Linked DNA regions of Mus musculus: region 2 is linked to region 1. A link is a loop called in an ENCODE intact Hi-C map of the cell type or tissue named here. Cell type or tissue: left cerebral cortex. All regions are shown on one strand. Each heading gives the region's core, and the rest is flanking DNA. Links, peaks and the distances in the headings are about the cores only. Region 1 overlaps Wdr11 (WD repeat domain 11). Region 2 overlaps Sec23ip (Sec23 interacting protein).

Evidence for each region. A loop is a pair of places that touch in the nucleus more often than their neighbours do. Peaks named below come from ENCODE experiments on the same cell type or tissue, not always from the same donor. Only the 100,000 strongest peaks of a DNase experiment are listed, where the experiment ranks them.
Region 2: it touches region 1 in a loop (4-fold over the local background); 6 of 42 quality-filtered maps call a loop at or near these places.

What each region holds. Positions count from the first base shown.
Region 1 is chr7:129,621,171-129,631,373 of GRCm38, reverse strand. It overlaps Wdr11 (WD repeat domain 11), which reads right to left. Exons shown (of 29, transcript NM_172255.3): 17 at 7,017-7,123; 18 at 6,555-6,669; 19 at 6,047-6,218; 20 at 3,261-3,369; 21 at 2,318-2,380; 22 at 1,391-1,456; 23 at 577-754; 24 at 105-200. Among named protein-coding and RNA genes, the nearest start is that of Gm51499, 25 kb to the left of the region's middle. In left cerebral cortex, for the core only: no CTCF peak of the experiment used is centred there; no DNase peak of the experiment used is centred there.
Region 2 is chr7:128,775,141-128,785,343 of GRCm38, reverse strand. Sec23ip (Sec23 interacting protein) reads right to left here. Exons shown (of 19, transcript NM_001029982.2): 14 at 8,418-8,573; 15 at 7,958-8,060; 16 at 6,730-6,915; 17 at 6,119-6,281; 18 at 5,607-5,708; 19 at 508-1,916. The coding sequence ends at 5,627. Among named protein-coding and RNA genes, the nearest start is that of Sec23ip, 35 kb to the right of the region's middle. In left cerebral cortex, for the core only: a CTCF peak has its summit at 5,865 (motif pointing left); DNase peaks (open chromatin) are centred at 5,855 and 6,815.

The sequences.
Region 1 (10,203 bases), core at 4,987-7,486:
AGTGTGTGAAAGGACATGCTTTCAGGTGTGTGTATGCAACAGAGATGCGTAAGTGAGAGTGTGTGCGTGTGTAACAATGCTCTGAAGCACAGAAACTGACATACCTGGCCTAGCAGCAGGAGCTGGTCTGTGCACTTTCTCGTGTGATCATAAGTTGACCGTTTTACTTCCTGTAGATTAACTCTTTCTAGCTGAAATTTCTAAAATAGGAAAGAAGGAGGAGGCAGAAGAAAGAAAGAAAAAGAAAAATGGAAGAAAATTTAGTTTAGATCAGACTTTTTAAGTAGAAAAACTGAGATTTATTGAAAATTGGAGTGAGCTAATTAAAATGAGCTTTCGAAGTTAAACATTTTAAGACAAAAATCAAGACTGTTTAATAAAAATTTTCATATGCATTAAAATTTGGTGTTTATAAGCTTGCAGAGAAGCAGGTCTTTCTCATACAGATAAGGCACCACACTTATTTCTAGGATGTACACTGTAAGTTGGCTCGAAAGTTTCCCAAGTTTAAGATACTCAGGAAAACTTCAAAACAAAGGTAGTATCCGTGAAAACTTTCTCTAGAGGCAACAGCACCTGGAAGTAGGTGTTCTCACAGAGCACATCGTAGCAGATGTCCAATGGGTTGCTCAGCCTGTCCTTAGGAGCACCTTCCTTGGTTACCACTGTGTCCCCAGACTTGGCCTGGGACAAGCTGTGCAGGTAGTGGGCCGCCACTGTCCAGAAGTGCAGCTCCGATTCATCGCCGTACAGCCTGGAAGAGGAATGCAAGGCCTCTGAAGTTACTCTCCAGGCTGAGCAGGCTGCCCTGAGTGGCCTCAAGCATCAGCAACAGTGTCCACTTCAGAGTGCTCTAGGGAAATCACAAGGCAGTGCGCCCGCTAGCCTGGTTCCCAACAGCTTAAGGCCTGATCACACAGAGCCCTTCACATCCAACAGCTCTATACGCCTGCTCTGCCAACAGCACTGTGTTTGGGCATCAGCTTCCCAGTAAAAGCTTCTGGATAAAGTGTCAAAAACAGTGTGCTGCTTACTCCCTGGAACATGGAGGGAAATGCTTTCACGACTCTGCTGAGCACTAGGGAAGTGCAGCTTATTGCTTTTAAAGGTAACGAACACATCAGTATGTTTACAAATACATAATCTGTAGCTCATATTGTAAAAGCTGCCTATAGGTGAAAGTCCTTGCAGCATAGAAAGCCCAGATCTCATGTGAGATGTTGCTGGACTTCCGGGGTTGTATTAGTACTCATAAACTAGACTAAGTCAAATCTAAAAGAGGAGCTTAGATTTTCAAAACATGTTTAGTTATAACCTTTACAAAGCCTCAATAAAATAAGTTAACCTGAAATTACCGCTGAATTCAGCATCCCACTTCAGAGAGCCTTACCTGGACACGAGCAGGCACCTCTGCAAGAGAGAGAAGTCGGGATCAAGCAGGAGTTTCTTTATGTCGCTGCAGACAGGAGCCCGGACAAAAGTAGGACAAACGTTTCCAGCCAAACAAAAAGCAAAGGGAGGTAACAATACAAGTGCAGAATTTATAAGAGCGGTCACTTCATCCTGGCTCCCAACTTCACATGTAGAAGGGTGCTGTCGATCACCATGAGCACTAGGGCCAGGCCTCTGCTGTGCAGTCTAGCAGAGTTTACCTGACTACAAGAATAAGGACTTCACCATTGATAGCATTCTTAAAGTCGGCAGTTTCCCAATTAAATACAAATGTTAATGTTTGGAAACTGGAGAAAAGTGAATAGTTATTTTGAAATTGCCATTAACCAGGTACTATAACTTTTTCAAGATGATGACGACAATGATTATAATATGTGGCAGAGTCTAGACTGCAAAAACTTGCTCTAAGAACCAAGAACTTCATGTAGACCTCTATTTTTCTCCTCACTTTGCTATCTAACTCTCACTATTTACTTTAAGTGCTTATGGCTCTAAGAAACATCAGTTTCTTAGCCAGAATTGTGCACTCACACCTGGCCCAGGCTGCTGCAGAGTCACCTGCCTATCTGTGCTCTCTAGCTTAGCTCCATGAGACGTTCACAACGGAGCCTCACTACACAGAGCTTCTGCTCCTGTCAGAACACAGCTGTTTGAGAGTTGGAAACTGGATAGAGACCAATACTCTCTGTGTGATTATTAAGATGGCCCTTCTGGCAAACAAGGCTACAAAGAGGAACAAACCTGTGTCAAGGGATGGACTGTGGGCCACTAATACTTAGAAAACTAAATTTTGGTTTTAAAAAGTCAAATTAATGTGTGTCACTTTCCCATGTTCGTATCTTGTATGAAATACAGAGTTACTTACTTAGACAATGCATGCAACTGTTCTTGAAGGAGAGTCTTTATTTCTTCATTTTCTGGATAATCACTGTGCAGAAAAAAATTTGAATCATTCATTGTCTCTGCAATTACTGTCACATATTTTATTTTACTGAAAAAAGTTGTATTAATAAAAAGTTAACCTTTTTATAACCTGTGGTTAAAATTTTGGCTACAGATCAAAGTAGTAACAATGTGCCTGAGACTCACTGGCCATTTTCATGGCTAACTTTGCCTTACTGAATAAAACAAGGAAATGAGTAAAGTAAGCCACAGGCTTCCAAAAGAGAAAACTCCACTGCTTCTAAGAACAATCAGGTTTGGATTGCTTTTAACAAAGCCTGAATAAACAATGACTAGTGATTCATTCCCTCTGCCCTACAGAACAGGCATGGTAGTTCTTAGGCAACAGATATTTATTGCCTTAACATCAACAACAACAACAACAAAACTCTCACCCCACACCAACCTGCACATCACATATAGTAAGTGCAGTAAACTGTAGAATTAATTAATAATTGCTAATGTGTTCCTGTGATGACCTTTTTCAAGTGAGGTAGACACTGATTTATAAACACATTTCTGATTCTGCCTTATAAAGACTTAGGCCTGTCCTCCAGACTGCAGCATCTCTTTCCCGTCTTCACACTCACTCTTTTCCTCTATCATGATGCACCTGAGTGATGGCTACCCAGTCCTGAGAGCATCCTATGACCCTGCAGCTCCTCACTGACCCACTCTTCCACAAGGCCCCACGGTGGTGCAAACAGGGGTAGAAAACAATATCCTTTGAGTGCCTTTGCCTTTGCTTGGATTGGTCTTAGGCTTCAGTCTTTTTAAGGTCTGAACTGTAATCCATAGCTCATTTTCATGAGTGTCCTTCAACCCCGAGCAAATTATGCAAAGAAAACAAAAATGAAGTAACTTACATGTGAGAAATGTCCAACGAATATCGCCCATTCCAAGGCTGATGCAGTAGGAAGGCTTTCAAAGCAAGGGCAGCCCTCGGAACAAGGAGGTACGGGCACCACACAGGCTCTAGACAGCAAAGGAGTGCTTTTCAGTAAAATGAACTTTCATGCCTCAGCAACGTCTCAGCTATCACTGTTTACACAGCAGTCAGCAGAGAGCAATGCCTACACCCAGGATGACTGGGAGTCTATCCATAGCAGAGACTCTGCACTCAGTTTGATTAGTATATTCTCTTTCTCGTTTTTGAAGTTTAAGTATATGGAATGGTACAAAGTTCTGTACTACTGAATAAAAGACTCAACGTCATGACTCAATACATACAGATAAGGCTCACTTTTTAGAAAAGAATTGAAAACAATTACATTTACCTGAAATACTTATACCACTACATCTGCTTTTCTGAGACTATTGAGCTAAGCCACCCATCAGGAGTTCGTTGCTGAAGGAATTGGGAGACCTCTGGTGTCTGGCATTCCAAGGAGGCTTTTATAGTCTTTTGGACACAGGGATAACTTCCTACAAGCATCGTCCTCACCCCAGCCCCACTATGCAGCAGTTGCTTATTAGGACACTACAAAACAGGCAAGAGCCAGTTGTTTTCAACACATTCCAGCGGAAAGAAGCAGGACCAAAGGCTCTACCACCTGGCAGCTGTGTTCAGCATCTCCCTCCACTGGGCTCCCCGTCTTTGACCGACTGCCCAGGGCCCCACTGGTTTTCACTCCCTGGTCCTCTATGGAGCCTTTCCCATCCCTTGAACAGATACAATTAGTTAAAATGGCCCAAATGTATGATAGACTGTGCCATCTAATATGAAAGATACCTACTCGTTACATGCATAGCTACTGAGCACCTGGAAGATGGCCAGTTCGATGAGGAGAAGAATAACTAAAAAGTCCTGACACCTGACTTGGTCCTTGTGTCACTTTGGAATAGATCTGGAGGGACTCAGATAATAGCTACTGCTCACATGAAACACTGCAAAATCTAAACAGGGCTCACATATTTCTGCTGCAAAGCTGTCCTCTGAATGACAGCTATCCCAGTTTACTTTGGAATACCAACAAGATCTTAAGAACTTCTTTAAAAAGCTAAAAATATCATTAGTAGTTATTAATAAAGATTAGACTTGAAATGATAATTTATATATCTATAAGTTAATAGAAGCAATGTTGCTTTAGCAGATGTAATTCTGTGTCAAAAAATGTAAACAGGAGATGAACACTGGGAACAGGCTTCTCAGCGTGAGAGCCACACAAGGTGGGAAATGTCTCTACTACTACTTTCCCACACGTGAGCGTTTTACTGCTGATTCAATGAAAGCACCTACATCCTATTCATATTAACAGGCTGCCAGTCATTCCACAAGGAGCTTGATAGTCACATCCTTTGTGAAAGCCTAGAGCCTGGAAGCTGGAGACATAATCATGTGACTGCTTAGCCCTCCCTCCCGGCGTGCTGGTGCCCATCGGTGACCCCTCCCCATCACCATTTTAAGATCCCATTTCTCTGGTGAGGCTATGTCACTAGAGACTGAACAGAAGTATGGCCTTCTTGATATCAGTACAGATTTTAAGTATGATGTAAACCCTGGTACCCAGCCACAGTATACACGAAGGACTCCATTTCCATTCTGTGATCAGCTTAGTTTAGAACACATCCACATGATGATAGAGCCATTTAGATTCAAATTTTAAATCAAAAGAGAAAAATAAAAGCTTTACTTAGATTGTATTTATCTACTTTTTAACCTAGAACTAGCAATTGTTTTTGCTTTGTTTTGTTTTGTTTTTTAAACATCACCCTTGACATTCCTTCAAGTTCCTTGGTAATTCAGTTTAAAGTGTTTGTTTCTGTTGTTCTCCCTTGGTGAGGAGGTCCTGGCCCTCAGAGCTGACAGGTTACTCAAGATCAAGTATGGGAAAGGGAATGCGACATGTGACAAGCAGCTTCCACTTCACCTGTGGCCCTCACGGCTACAGAGAGGTGCGAGTGTGATAGTGCAGTGTGCAGGTCAGGAAGTGCCAAGCACAGCACAGGAAGGGTTCAGCACCCACCAACACCAGCAGCAGGGCCCCGGCCACTCCAGTGTGGGCATAAAGGATGCAGCTTACAAAGCCCCAGTCTCTCAAGTGCCAAAGAGCAATCGACTCTGCCAAGCACAGGTAAGGCAGAGTCGAATCATAAATGAATAAACGAGGCTCTCAAGGCATTCTCTGCTAATCAGTCAGCTAGGAGTGTCACGGAGGATTTGCCAAGAAGACATTTGGAGATGGAAGTCCCTGAAAGTCCGAGGTAGAATCAGAACCACTGTTCTCTGAAAGAGCATTCTAAAGATAACCCACTCTGAGTAAACCGCTGGGTGGGTGTGCTTGCCATCTTCTTATTTCTTCTTTAGGAAAAAGGAGTCACGCATGCAAGTTTTATTTTCTCTTAAACTATGTTTTTTGGTTTTGTTTTGTAAACAAACAAAAACTCCTCAAAACTACCACACAAAAAAGGAAGAAGATACAACAATCGCCCAGTTTTAGCTTTGATTGATCACGTAATTCAGGACTCAGATGTCATGACACACGGTGGGTTTCCACTGATAGATGATGTAGGGCAGGCACATAAGGCTCACTATTGAAAAGTGATTCGATTCACAGTTAGCTAAGAGTTCTCTCAAGTAAAGCAGCAGCTGCCGTCTCTGTAGATGATCATATCCCGAGGCAACAAGCGCCCTCTCAGGAGTGAGCCTTACCTACTAACTCCTGCTCATCCATTCTGAAACACGTAGACTTCATTGACATCTCCAGGACTCTGATGCAGCCGTCATCAGATGCCAAGATCACCTTATCTGATGTGCACCAGTCCACATCCAAAATCCGGAAGGTTACATTTCTTCCACTTCTTAAACTGCTCACCATCTGAACCTGCAAGAATGATTGACAGAAAATAAAGTCCTTTACCATTCTGGATTAAATGGTCAGATTGGGTGACAGAGGCCCAGAGTATGTCTGCAAATGAATAGCCCATCCCCACATGCAGACTGCGCTCCATAGGCCTCAATCACAGCGATGACACTAAAACATCAATCAATCATGTTGTCTTGCTTACAACAGAAACACTCTAAGAGCAAAATTCTCTAACAAAAAGAAGCTAGACATACTTATTGGAGATTCTATTTTCAGACAAAGTAGAAAACAGAGCCAGTTCCCATGGCTGACCACTTTCTTTGCTTCACTGGCAGGCTGCATAGCTGGGCCTACCTCTTTAGTATCCCACACTTCAGCACCATCATTATACATTGCTATTAGCTTCTGGTTTCCCTTGCCGGGGGCAAAGCGAATCTTCCTCACCCAACTTCTATGTGTGGGTATTCCTCTGAGGACAAAGAAATAAAAACACCAACAGGATATAAAATGAAACACTCAGTGTGTCCACTATTTATGATCGGGTGTGGGGGTGGGAGAACCACTTTACATTCTTGGGAGCCACATATGCTAGGTAGGTCTGCCATTAATATCTGCTGGAGCAAGATCCCAGGGCTTCTGCATGGAAGGTACCATATCTGCCTGCAGATATGGTCAGGGTCTACTGGGACTGACCAGAGCCTGGCTCATGACCAGTCTTCCTCCAAAGTTTAGGTGTCAAGGGACTCAAAGCTCCAATTCCCACTCATGTTTACTGGTCCTATTTACAACTGAACAAAGGTTTCTCTTGGCTCTTACCTGGATACTCTGGCTTTCAAATCCCAGAAGTTTAAATTTCCATCCATATCTCCAAGCACTAATGTATCCCCCTTCCAAGCGATGCAGGTAATACTGCCCATGCTACCCTAGAAGCAAGAGAAACAAATTCACACATGAACTTCCCTGCTCAGTCACCACTAGGACAGAAACATTTCCCTGTAATGATCACAATGAAATAACAAAGACATCACTTATAAAGTGAGTACTTTAGCATGAATACCATCATATCCTAAAACTCTGAACACTGAAAGAGCCACTGCATATCAGCTTCAACTGTGCAGAAGCAGGATATTTCAATTTGATAGCCATTCATGTAGCCTAAACTACATTTACAGAGAAGACATGTCTTTTAGGAAAAGGAAAATTCCAGAAAGACAAAAACAAAACAAAACAAAACAAAACACCCCCAAACAAAAAACTATAGTCTAGAGCATCATCTTTAATTATCTCTTAATAAATTTATTCCAAGGGAAACTCAATCACCCTCAACTAGCTGTGCAATGGTTAGTCTCAGAACTTTGCTGACACACTATTGTAAGAGGCGAGTGTAGTGTGAGAATCGGCAACCCAGCAGAAGTGCTGGGAGGGTCAGGGGCCCAAGTACCTACACTCTGGCATCAGACCACCCTGCCAGGCTTGTGTCCCAGCTTTGCCTCTTAACAGGACATGTCTACTTAACCTTTTGTGTCTTGGGCCTACTGTGGGCAGAGTCGGGTGCTGGTGTAAATCTATAAAGCTAAAGCCCGGAAGGCAATGTTTGCCTCACTGTAAACACAGCTCACAGTGTTAGTGTTAAATACTGCTGCTACTCACTGCTTCTCCACTCATGAAAAGAACCCTTGCTTTGTAATTACACAACAATAAAAATATTCAGGAGGGTCTTTACTGTTAGGCCAATGGTTGTCAAAATGACCAACTACCTTTATAAATATTGCATAATCCTAGTAATATACCAAAACTAAACAAACAACCCCACCAAAATTAAAAATCAATACTGCAATGAACTTAACAACAACAACAACAACTTACATTAAGCACATGAAATTCTGTGCAATGCTCTCAGATCTTATTTCCATTTTTCTGAAATTTGAATGGGATGTTTAAGAAGAGTTTGCCTTTAAGTTTACTTTGTCTTGAATACTTTCACATTTTAGATCTTAGTTTACTTTTCACATTTAAAAATGAAAACACGATGTTAAATTAATCTACAAATTAGTGCTGTTGTGTTAATTCAACATGTGGACATGCAGACGCCCTCGTGCAGGGCGGAGGGAAGTGGGGATGGCGAGGTGCTTCTGGAGGGCTGCTGCGCATCCCCTGTGGCTCTCTCTGTTCCCTCTGTGGTGCTCCGTGCTCCCCACTGCAGCTGCAGTGCTGCCCACATGCCAGGCAGGCTGTACAAACAGCAGACACTCACTGTCTCACTCTTTCCATTTCCAGGATGACGGCAGCCACTTCGGATCACACATACACACAGTTTAAAACTCTCTCTCCTTTTACCACTTTATATACCACTTTCACAGTCTGGGGACCAACTTCCAGAGTGAAAGCTTCAGCTCAAAATCAAATTGAAACAAACAAAACCCTTTTTTCTACATACTATATTACAGCCACTGGAAAAATGTCAGCTTCAGAAAGAATACCAAGCCAAAACCAATTCTCACAGCGTACACAGATGTCAATCCCATCCCTAATCATAAACCAGTTCCACTGGAGGCGGCCTGCTTACTAATAGTCATTTCTTAAAGACTTGGATTCATTTGAAACAAAAGAATTCAGCGGAATAAAGAGTCCTTGTACCCTGACTTCACGACCCCACAGAATAAAGGTGCCGCCTTCTGAGCTGTGTGCCATGGCTGTCCTGAGAAGGCATTTGTAAGAGCAGCCATGTCCAGAGAGGACCAGTGCCTGGATGGTAAAGCCACCAAGCCTGACAACCTGAGTTTGAGACCTGGGATCCATATGCTGGTAAGAAAGGACCGACTGCTACAAGTTATCCTGGGACTACCACACGGACACTGTAAATAATAATGTAATAAATTTAAAAATGAATACTCATGTCCAAAGTTCAAAGCTTTTTCTTTGGTTTAGTAGGAAGGACTGGCATTTTTGAGTTTTTGGCCCGTTTACATTCTAACCTCAGTGTGAAGCAACTGGAAAGTGAAGAGACCAAATTATTTGTAGGTGACTCTGTAAGAGCCCAGAGGACATCTTTCCTGCGGTTCTACAAGAGAGCTCTGTGGAGGCTAAGGGTGAGCAATGGAGTCCCCGACCTTTCGCAGCATTACTGCAACAGCTTTTCTTTGTACATTTAAAGTTACTTTCCTATTATACACATCAAACATCAACTTCCCACATTCATGCTAAAAATGTGAGCAGTATCAGATGTACTCAACAATAGTTACTACTGTCTTAGATATAACGTATTCTATGCTATAATATGAAGATTATGATGCTAACTTTGATTTTAGAATAATGGTTTTAAATGGATGCCTTCAATTCTTTGTTTATAGAAGAGACTTGGTAGCTAGCCTCTAAAGGACCCTCATCCACTCCAAGGCCTTGGTAGTCACTTCCCACAATAAAGTAGGACTGACCCAAGGACCAACAGCAGACTGCAAACGTGACAGGGCATCACTTCTGAAAGTAGGCCATATGCCCTGGCTCTCCCAACTCACTCATTTGAGGAGAACTCAGTTGCCAAGATGGGAGGCGACACAAGAAGTACATGAAGAAGCATTTGACTTCCACTACCTACAGCTTTAACTTTAAAAGTCCATGTGATAGCACCATCTTGGATAAACACGGTGGCCAGTGTTTGTGTAAATGCAGAAGGTCATCTGGGAAGAGGGAACCTCAACTGAGAACATGGCTCCAGCAGACTGGCCTGGGATGAATTTTCTTTACTGATGTGGTATGTCCCAACTCACTGTGGGCAGTGCCATCCCTGGCCAGATAGTCCTGGGTTGTGTAAGAACGCAGGCAGAGCAAGTCACAGTGAGCAAGCTAATAAGCAACATTCCCTTGTGGCCTCTGCTTCAGCTCTTGCCCTGACTTCCCTCAGCGGGAATCCCGAGTGTGACTTGAGAGGTGCAAGGTGACAGGAGCCCTTTCTTCCCACGGGTACAGCCATGGCATTTATCACACAGTAACAGAGACTCTCAGT
Region 2 (10,203 bases), core at 4,749-7,248, 850 kb after region 1:
CACCAAGAACCACTATTTCCCCTTATTCTGACAGTACTGGAACTCATAGGGAAGCTAAGCAAGCAGTCTGGTGTAGAGAAACGAAGGCCAAAGGGAACCAGAACCCACTCGGCTATGTGCCTCCCAGGAGGGGAATTTACTGGAATAGCAGGCATTTACTGCTGTGTCCTCAGGTAGACAAAGACATGAGTGGAAACTGCTGCCTCGGAAGGAGGGAAGCTCTAAATCATTGGCTCTCAACTTGCCTAATCCTGCGGCCCTTTAATTCGGTTAGTTCCCATGCTGTGGTGACACCCAACCATAAAATGATTTTGCTGCTGCGTCATAACTGCCATTTTTCTACTGTTATGAGTGGTAATGAATGGTATTATCTGATATGTGACCACTGTGAAGAGGCCGCTCCACAGGTTGAGGACACTGCTCCAAATCTTCCTGTCCTAATTCCATCTGGTTATGAATTACCCCTTGGAGGCTACAGGTTGACAAGGAAACAGGGAGAGACAACAGTTTGCAGCTTTAAAAAGAGAATCAATGTTATTGTTTTATTCACACCAGGTAAAACACATACACAAAAATGTGTATTATATGTTGCTTTCAAAAAAATTCCATGTTCCATGAGAACTATGTAAATGACATAAAATGTTCCTGCTATGTAACAAAAGAAGGAAATCAGCATCCCCAATGTCTGTTAGGAACTATTTAGAGACTGAGTTTATAGTTAACAAAGGGTGCTGCAGAGCAGTCTTCAGGCAGCTCTGCATCCTCTCAAGCACACCGCTGCAAGTAAGGCTGAACCAACGCAACAGGCCTTCCACTCTGCTTCTCTCAGTATCGCACCTCAGGCACTGAGTGCTGGCACAGAAAGCTCCACTCACTGTGAAAGCCTGTTATTTGCTCAACTCGCAGGGGATATGCATGTGCCAGGAGAGGTCAGATCATCACAAGAGTTCTAGAAAGTAAAAAGTGCTTCACGGGCTGGTGAGATGGCTCAGTGGGTAAGAGCACCCGACTGTTCTTACGAAGGTCCAGAGTTCAAATCCCAGCAACCACATGGTGGCTCACAACCATCTGTAATGAGACCTGAGACCCTCTTCTGGAGTGTCTGAAGACAGCTACAGTGTACTTACATATAATAAATAAATAAATCTTTAAAAAAAAAAAAAAAAAAAAAAAAGTGCTTCACTTCTGCAACTAGGCTCTCGGCGATGGCATTCGGCTTCATAAAAGCTGACATCAGCCTGGGATGAGGAGGCCTTGTCACAAGCAGGAGCAACTCCACACCAGGGCAGCTCCAGCTCCGATCAATTCACATTTAAAGGACAGCACAAGTTTCTTTTTTTTTTGTTTCTGAGATAGTCTCCTATGTAGTCCTGACTGTCCTGAAACTTGCTATATGGACCAAGCTGACCTCCAGCTCAGAGATCCACCTGCCTTTGCTTCTTGAGTGCTGAGATTAAAGGCCTGTGATACCATGCCTAGCCTAAATTTCTTAAAAATCATGTTACTATAGTTTCACAAGAAGCCCAGATTTAAATAAAAATAACATATTGCATTAATACAAAGAAAAATATAAGTTTAATAGCCCATTGACAATAGTTTTAAGAAATAGAAATAACCATTTGCATGCTACAAATATCTCTTCATTAGGACACAACTTAGATAACTATATAACTATAAAGATCTGAGAATTTCCCACAGCATCATTTTACGGTTGTAGTTTTTCTTCTACACTGTTCAAATACAGTACTGATTTTTTTTTTCAGCATCTTTCTGTTCTGTTTTAAAAACAAATTCCTACATCTGAGAAGTCCACGCTAGCAATTGTTGCTGAGTCACTTTTCTGTCATCCATCATAGATGCAAAGACGGATCAGCCACCAAGGAGCCTCTCAGCAATGACACTCATGCTGGAACTTCCTGTAAAGACAAGAGAGTCTTTTTAAAAAATCCTCAGTAAATTTCACAAACTCTCAACCTTACTAACCAATACTGCAAGCAACTGCCAGAGACCAGACTTCAAGCACAAGTCTTCAGACACACATACCTTCCAAAGGGCTGGGCTGGGCATGGGGGCTGTTGGGGAAGTGTGGGGCTTGTACCAAAGACCAGTTCAGTGAGGCGAAGAAGCACAACAAAGCTGGGTGTGGTGGTGCACACCTTTAATACCAGCCCTGGGCAGAAGCAGGCAGATCTCTGAGTTCAAGACTAGCCAGATATACATGGTCTACACACCCAACAAAGTCCCTCCCTACCCCATACCTCCAGAAAAATGCAAAAAGAGGCAATTGACTGAAAGGGGAGGGAAGAAGAGCTCACTAGTGATGGAAATAAAACCAAAATGATGAGTCAATAATTTTTGGTGATTAATTGGCAAAAATTCAAAAAAGTAACAACTAATGTTTAAAAGGGGTCAGAAAAACTGGCAATTTGCATAACATTACATGTGAAAATTGAGAGGCCTCTCTAGAATGCAACTGAACCATACGACATCAGAGCTTTCAAAATGTGTAATATTCTAGACAGTGCTACTCAGGGGTTTATCTCAAGTCAGAAACAGGCAAAAAAATATAAAGCTACATGTCAAAATTATGTATAAAGCTAAAGTCAAAATGATGTATAACAGTGAAATCTGGGAAGGCAGATAATCACCTCGTACTCAACAACGGAGGATAAGTTAATAATTAATAAATAAAACTGTGAGATGCAGAGCAAGAAACTTGCTCAAAAGGGGCCATGAGATGGTTCAGAGTGGGTGAAGGTGCTCACGACCCAATTTTACAACCTGAGTTCAAGTCCCAGGACCCCATGCTGTAAAGAAAGTCTACTCCAGCTGGCTGTCCTCTGGCTTCCACATACACACCATGCATGGCACACACATACATCTATATAAACAATAAATGTTCATTTAAAAGCTATAAAATAACTAAGTAAAATAGTTGAGCCACATGTATGTAAAGTTCATTTATAAAGATATAAAAATTGTAAACAAGGCTAAGCGTGTAGCTTAGCAGCACAACATACACAAGGCACTATGTTTAGTCTCTGTCCTATAAATATGTCTATATAAATGTACACCCCAACGCATACATGGATGTAGGCTGAAGTGGTAAAACCACATACTATCTGACATAGCAAGGATAGGCTAGGAGACAGCAAACAAGATATATAAAAAGAGATATAAAAGATATATATAAAAGATATATAAAGAGAGAAATGCTGGGACATGCAGATGGAACAGCCACTAAAAGCACTTGCTGCTCTTGCAGAAAACCACAGTTCTAGTCCCGGCACCCAAGTCAGGTGCTCACAACCACCTGTATTTCCAGCTACAGGGGATCTAACACCTTTGTCAGGCCTCCGTCAGCTCCTGGATGCAAGCAGCACGCACACACACACACACACACACACACACACACACACACTCTCTCTCTCTCTCTCTCTCTCTCTCACACTCAGGCACACATAAACATAAATCTAAAATAAATGTTTGAGAAAATCACTCCCAAGTCCATGAGGTATTTGCTGAACAGTGTGACAGCCCCACTGGACCCCGCCCGCCACAGGACAACCAGAGCCTCTGCAATCACTACTCCGCACACCGTTCGTTCTCTGCAGGCTGGCATCGATCTTTATCTGCCTGAGAATTAGGATTAAAAGTATGGGCTTCCACATCTGGCTGTTTTTGTTTTTGTTTTAATTAAGTACTTCATAACCTATTAAGGAAAACAGGTACCTGGTGTCTCAGGAAGGCAATCAAGATCACACAGTATGGCTCACTTGCAGACTGGATCACTTATCACAGACCTAGCCTAGCCATCTTCCCTATGTGTTTTCTCTATCAAGATCAGCAGAACTTAAACATTGCCTTTACAATCTTCATACAGACCAGGGGCTGCATGGGGCACGCAGCACAGACCTCCATCAACAGGTTAAGCCACTGTTTGGACATAGCATTGGGCTGGGGCACTACATAGCTGGGCTCACATTCAGAATTCTTCTGCCTCGTCCACTCAAGGACTGAGATTATTGGCATCTACTAACACATAAAGCATGCCTTTGCTTTTCTAGTTAAAGGGACACATATGATAGATACTGTCTCCTGCATTCATGACATGAATAGGGACATGATGTCTGGAGTACAGGAAGTCTTTCTTACGGCTATTCGGCAGTACAGAAATGAGTCCTGAGTGCCTGTGATATCACTCAACAGAGGACCCTTTCTGTTACAGATGGGAAATCAAGGAACTGAGTTGCGGGACCTACAGTCAAAAGAATCCCTATTTGCCATGCCCTGGAATCTATTTTTAAAAGAAACCAAAAATAAACCGGGTGGTGATGACACAGCCCTTTAATCCCAGCACTCAGGAGGCAGAGGCAAGCAGATCTCTGTGAGTTCAAGGCCAACCTGATCTACAGAATGAGTTCCAGAGAAACCCTGTCTTGAAAGAAAGAAAGAAAGAAAGAGAGAGAGAGAGAGAGAGAGGGAGGGAGGGAGGGAGGGAGGGAGGGGGGGAGGGGGGGAAGGGGAGGGGAGTCAAAAAGAGAACCCAAATCCTACTTAGATTTTTAAGTTGTCTATTTGTTTATGCGGTATCTCAGTGCACTGCCCACACTGAGATTGCCTTAAACTGAGACCCTCCGACTCCGACTCCTGAGTTCTGGAATTACAGACATACCTACAGCTGCCTCTGGAAAACCTTCAATAAAATGAATGTTACAAACCCACTTCTTTCCTCATTATCAATCACTACTCTGAATTTAAATAGTGCAACTGTAACAGTAACAAAGAGCCACTTCACACCAAAGACCTCAGAATCCAAGTGTAATCAAGGGCTATTCTAAGAAAACTCCTGGTCAAGAGAACAGGTTTCTGGCCTGGGAAAGTGTAAGCACCTGGCCAACAGACGATCCCTATGAGGGTGGGTTTGCCTTAGGCCATGCTAACAAGATTGCCAGAACAGTTTCCTTTTAATAGGAAACTGCACCTTCTTCCCTTCCCAGAATTCTACTCTGCCTTTTACCCCCTTCGAGGCATCATGTCTTAGGCCTGAGTTTGAAAGGCACAATTTTTCCTTTTCCTGTCTCTTTCTTTTAGATCCTGGCCAGAGCTGAAGCATGTGTCTCCCTGGCATTTTGGAGCATCCTTCCTATAGCTTCTCCCCACCCCTCCCCCCTGGCTGTCTACCATGTATCTGACTTCTGTGCCAGCTTAAATGGCCTTGTTCCCTTCTCCTCTTCTCCTCTTACAGCTGGCCTACCCTGAGACTCTTTCTTTGTGTGTGTGGTTTTTTTGAGACAGGATTTCTTTATGTAGTCCTGGCTATCCTGGGAACTCATTCTGTAGACCAGGCTAGCCTTGAACTCACAGAGATCTACCTGCCTCTGCCTCCTGGGTGCTGAAATGTTAGTGCACCACTACTGCCCAGCTGGGACTTTTTTCTTTTAAACACTAGTACAAGTGTCCTTGAGCCTCCACTTGAGCCCATTTGAGTCTAAAATCCCAAGAGATGACCTGATTTCCCTCTGCCATCTGACAATCACAAAGGGACCCCAAAATTCCAACAACACAAACATTAGCATGTACACATTTAATAAGGATTAACTCACCCTGTAAAATGCAAGTCTGCTCAATGCTGGGGCTGCTCTGGACTAATGTTCATTGTTCGATAAATTTCTTTAAGTAACAAGAGGGCAGTATCTTCAGATCCCCTGTCAGAAAGAAGACAACACTTAAACATGTACGGAAGGATGCCTTTTAATGCCCTCACACTCCAGCTATGAAAGACACCTCTACAAACACAGTGTGCAAGCAACAATGGTCTCTGCACACGGTGCAAAAGCACATGGCACACTGCCACCTCGTGGCTAACTCATTCTGTGCAGCTTTTAGAAAGGTTAGTGAGTCAGAAATGTAAGCTGCTAGCCAATCCTTCCTTAGCATCTCCACTCTGAGCGTAAAACAAAACCTTAAAGGGGGGAATGCTTTTGAATGTGTGAGTTCAGTGGTAGAATTTATTAAGTCTATTATAAACGGGCAATTAAGACAAAGACTTTCACCACAGTGAAAACACTGTACGAGTTAAAGCCAATCAAAGAGAATCAAAGTGAAGAATACTTACCAATAGCATAAGTGACTCTGAAGAGCGAAGAGATACTCATTGAAACTCTCGATTGGCTTTTCTTGAAGAACATAATCAATCCGGCGGCCTCCATTTAACATTCCAACCTTTCCTAAGTAGTCCTCGTCCTTGGAAAGTTCTGGACTTTCAACAATCTTTTCTGCTAGAATTTAAGCCATTTCGATATCAAAGTCAATCATTTAATCATTATCCTCTGACTTTAGCTGACTCTGTGTTCAATGAATATCGCTTGACACACATAGCAGCTGGGGAGCTACCAGGCTCACTCCCCATTCCTTCAGAGAAGGATGGAACCTCATAGAGTCTTTACCAAGCCTGAATACAAACTTAGCTCTCAACTCATATTCCTCCCCAGCCTGAACAATCTAAATAAAACCTGAAATTGCAGCTAAAAGCCAAGAAATAGCCAATAAAACTTAATTAGCAGCTGCATCTGACACTGCAGGATGTCAGGACTCCATCCCCTTTAGGGAAGGGGTCCATCCAATCTGACACAATCTGTCTGGAAAGAAAACCTCTCCAACGATGCACAAGCATTATGCTCTTCGGGCACAGTCTGTCCTGGAAAATGCTTCCAGTATCCCATTTACCTTCAACTACTTGCTTTTCCTCTTCCTCTTTGATTTGGTTGGCCACCTTCTCCAATTCTTCTTGCAGCTGAGTAGTAGAGGTGTGAGCACGCGCGAATTCGTTGAGTGTCTGCCAAGCACTTTTCAGAGAACTGATAAAGCCCTGCTTCAGATCGGATCCCATTCGAGAAAGGCTCTCTTTCAACTCTGAACGGATTCACATGATACCCCAGGTTACTTAGCCACTACATGCTATGCTCCAGAAATTAAAGTTAACCACGTCCCAGAGAAGCTCCCCTCCTCCCCCCCCTCCTCCTCCCACCTTAACTAGCATTAGGGAGCTTCCTGGAACCAAGAACCCACAATAGGATAAAATGTTGACTTGGGGTTGAGTTTTTTGAGACAGGGTCTCACTATGTAGGGCTGGCCTTAAAATTGAAATCTTCCTGCTTCAGCCTTCAAGTACTAAAATTGTAAGTATGCACTTGCATGCCTGGCTTTTTGTTTGTTTAGTTTGTTTGTTTTCTGACACATGGTCTTGGAGCCTCAAGCTTAGGGTGACCCTCACGTCTCAGATTCCAGAGCACTAAGATTACAGGATGTGCCACTGAAACCATTTCTTCTTAGCAATTTGATCTGTTCCAAACCTACAATTTTTTTAAAAAAGAGGTTCAAACACCATAACATAAACATCATCCTATAAACTTTTACTGGAATTCTTAAGACAGGTCTGTAACAGCAGGTGCTAGGCATATAATCTTTAAATCCCAGCACTCAGGAGGGAAAGGCAGGTGGATAGATCTCTTGTAAGTTCATGGCCAGGCCTCATCTGCATACTGAGTTCTAGGACAGCCAAGGCCCTGTAGAGAGAACTGGTTCCTTAAAGCTGCCCTCTTAAACCGGGTAGTGGTGGCGCACGCCTTTGATCCCAGAACTTGGGAGGCAGAGGCAGGTGGATTTCTGAATTCGAGGCCAGCCTGGTCTACAGAGTGAGTTCCAGGACAGCCAGGGCTCTGTAGAGAGAATTGGTTTCTTAAAGCTGTCTGTCCTCTTATCTCCACATATGCACAGTGGCATGCATGTGCCCATACACAAAGACATCACACATAAATTGTTTAAATGTTCATGATTCACTATAGATTGCCGGATAGTTTTGATGTGACTCAGTGCCTTGAACTCATTTTGCAGCCAGGAACAACCTTGACCTCCTAACCTTCTGCCTGTTCTGCAGTAAATCTTCGCTTCTTACCTAAGTGAAGTCTCTTCCTGCCTTTGTGATGTGGAACGAGAACAGCTTTTAAGTCCAAATCTGGAGCAATCATAGGCTCTAATCTGTACGCCACTGGGTCGAGCTGAAGGAAGAGAAGCAGGCACCGTCAATTACTTACTTGAAGTTACAGGCCACAGTCAGGGAAGCACACAGCTACTTGGCCAGCCAGAGAGTGACATTTCCACACCTTCCTCAGCTACTGGCTATTATAAGATTTGTGATTTGTAGGTGAAATTACTTTGCAAGCAGAGCAACTAACCTGTTTCTCCTTTGAGTAAAAGCTTTCTGGTACAAATACTTATTGAAGTGTCATCAGACTCTTAGGACGGAAGCTGAGCTTTGCAAATCATGACTGCTATTAATTTCAAGTAAGAACCTAAGAATCTATCCGGATGAAGAGGAGAGAACTTTCATCTTTTTAAAGTGCACAGTAACTCACCGGATGGTAAATATTGAAGAAACCTTTACAGGTAGGGAGGCGATATTTCTCATCAATCCTAGCCACTCCTCGAATAGTGAGAAGCATGCCGATCGGAGAGCCCAGGGCAAAGAAAATTTCCGGTTCAAAGTCTAACGAGCTGTAAGCAACAGAAACCTAGGAAAAAACACAGTAAGAAAATATTACCACAGACACATATACAAAACCCTTTGAATTTTTCAATGTTCTTGGCTCTGCACTGGCTCCCAAGCATGCAAACACGGAGGCCTCTCAGAGGTGGCTGCTGTGAGCTGAAGAAGGTAAGCATGGCCCATTAAAACTTCAGAGTCTGTGGCATTCTGCTCCACTTCTGAGATAATAAACACAGCACAGAAGCACAGCAGTACCTCTGCCTCAAACTGCAGAACCTGCAGCACCCACCGGGCCTGCTCCTACACTTGGTCAAGGTTCATGACGTCTTTTGCTTCTGCTAGTGTTATAACATGGAGATTTTCACAGTGCTAAACTCAGTATAATGGAGCCCAAGGCCACAGAAAGCACTTATCAGCACAAAGAGGAGTTCTAATCTTCAGTAGTCTCGGTTACTTCTATTACCATTCTATCTTCGCCTTAAAGAGCTGGAGGCAAAAGAATAAGCAAGCCCAGGGTCACCCTTGGATGCAGTGACTTAGAAACCAGCCAGGATACACAAGACTCTCTCAAAAAAAAAAAAATCCATTTAAGGCAAATTTCCTGTCAGAAAAAGGATTTGTATGAAGGAGCATATCTGAGATAGTTTGCATGGCGTCTCAAGGAAAGCACAGCCATCCGTGTGGCAACACGCTGTGTTTATGAAGTCTTCCTCTTCGCTCTACTTCAGGGGCAGGGAATGTCTTTTTGTCATGTTGGTAGGAAGAAGAAACTCAAGGGTTCTTTGGAAAATTGGTTGATGGCATTTTGCTGGGGCACACGTGAAGGAATTAAAGTGGACACGGTGTGAGAGGCTAAGGCAGACTCGTGAAGGAAGGTTTCGCTGAAGCAGACACAGGAGAGAGGATGCTCTGCTAAAGCAAGCACGTGAAAGGACGCGAGGTGAAGGAGCCTTTGCTGACAACACGCATGCATTGGTCTGCCTTACACTGCATAGTTGAGCTGCAGGACGCCATAGAGAGAAACACACCAAAAATCTCCTGGTGGTGTGCTGCAGTTTGTTGCTGCTTCCAAGGACTCAGGCTGATTGGATGCATGTGCTGGGGCAAGGCACACGGAGGAAGTGTGATGTTTGGAGGGCATAAATAGGCCTCCACAGAGTGACAGAGAGGGAGCTTGGCTTGCTGGTACAGCTAGCTGTGCAACACTTGTGGGTCTCCCATCTTCACTGATCTTCACTTCCCCGAGAGAGGCACAGCCGAGAACTTCTGGTGTTCCTGTTGGTCCCTCCTGCTGACTCAAGCTGAGGTTGAGGCCTGGCTGTCATGTCACCACTGCTGCTAACCTGACTCTACCAAACTGGACGGCTGGTGTATCCGTGAAGTACTTATGAGTGGATTGAGCTACTGCTGCATGATAACCTGTGAACTGAACTGCGATCATCTTGTGTATTGTGTATTGCCTCACATCAATTAAAGAGCCTATAGTCTATGTCTCAGGCAGGAAATAAAGTGGGATATCTGTAGGACAAAGAATTCTGAGAGGAGGAGGAGGCAGGGAGAGGAGCCCAAGAAGAGGTGAGGAGACAAGAGACCGGCGCATGGTAGCTGAGCACAGGGAAGCAGCCACACAGCAGAAGGTAGGTTAAAATAAAAGG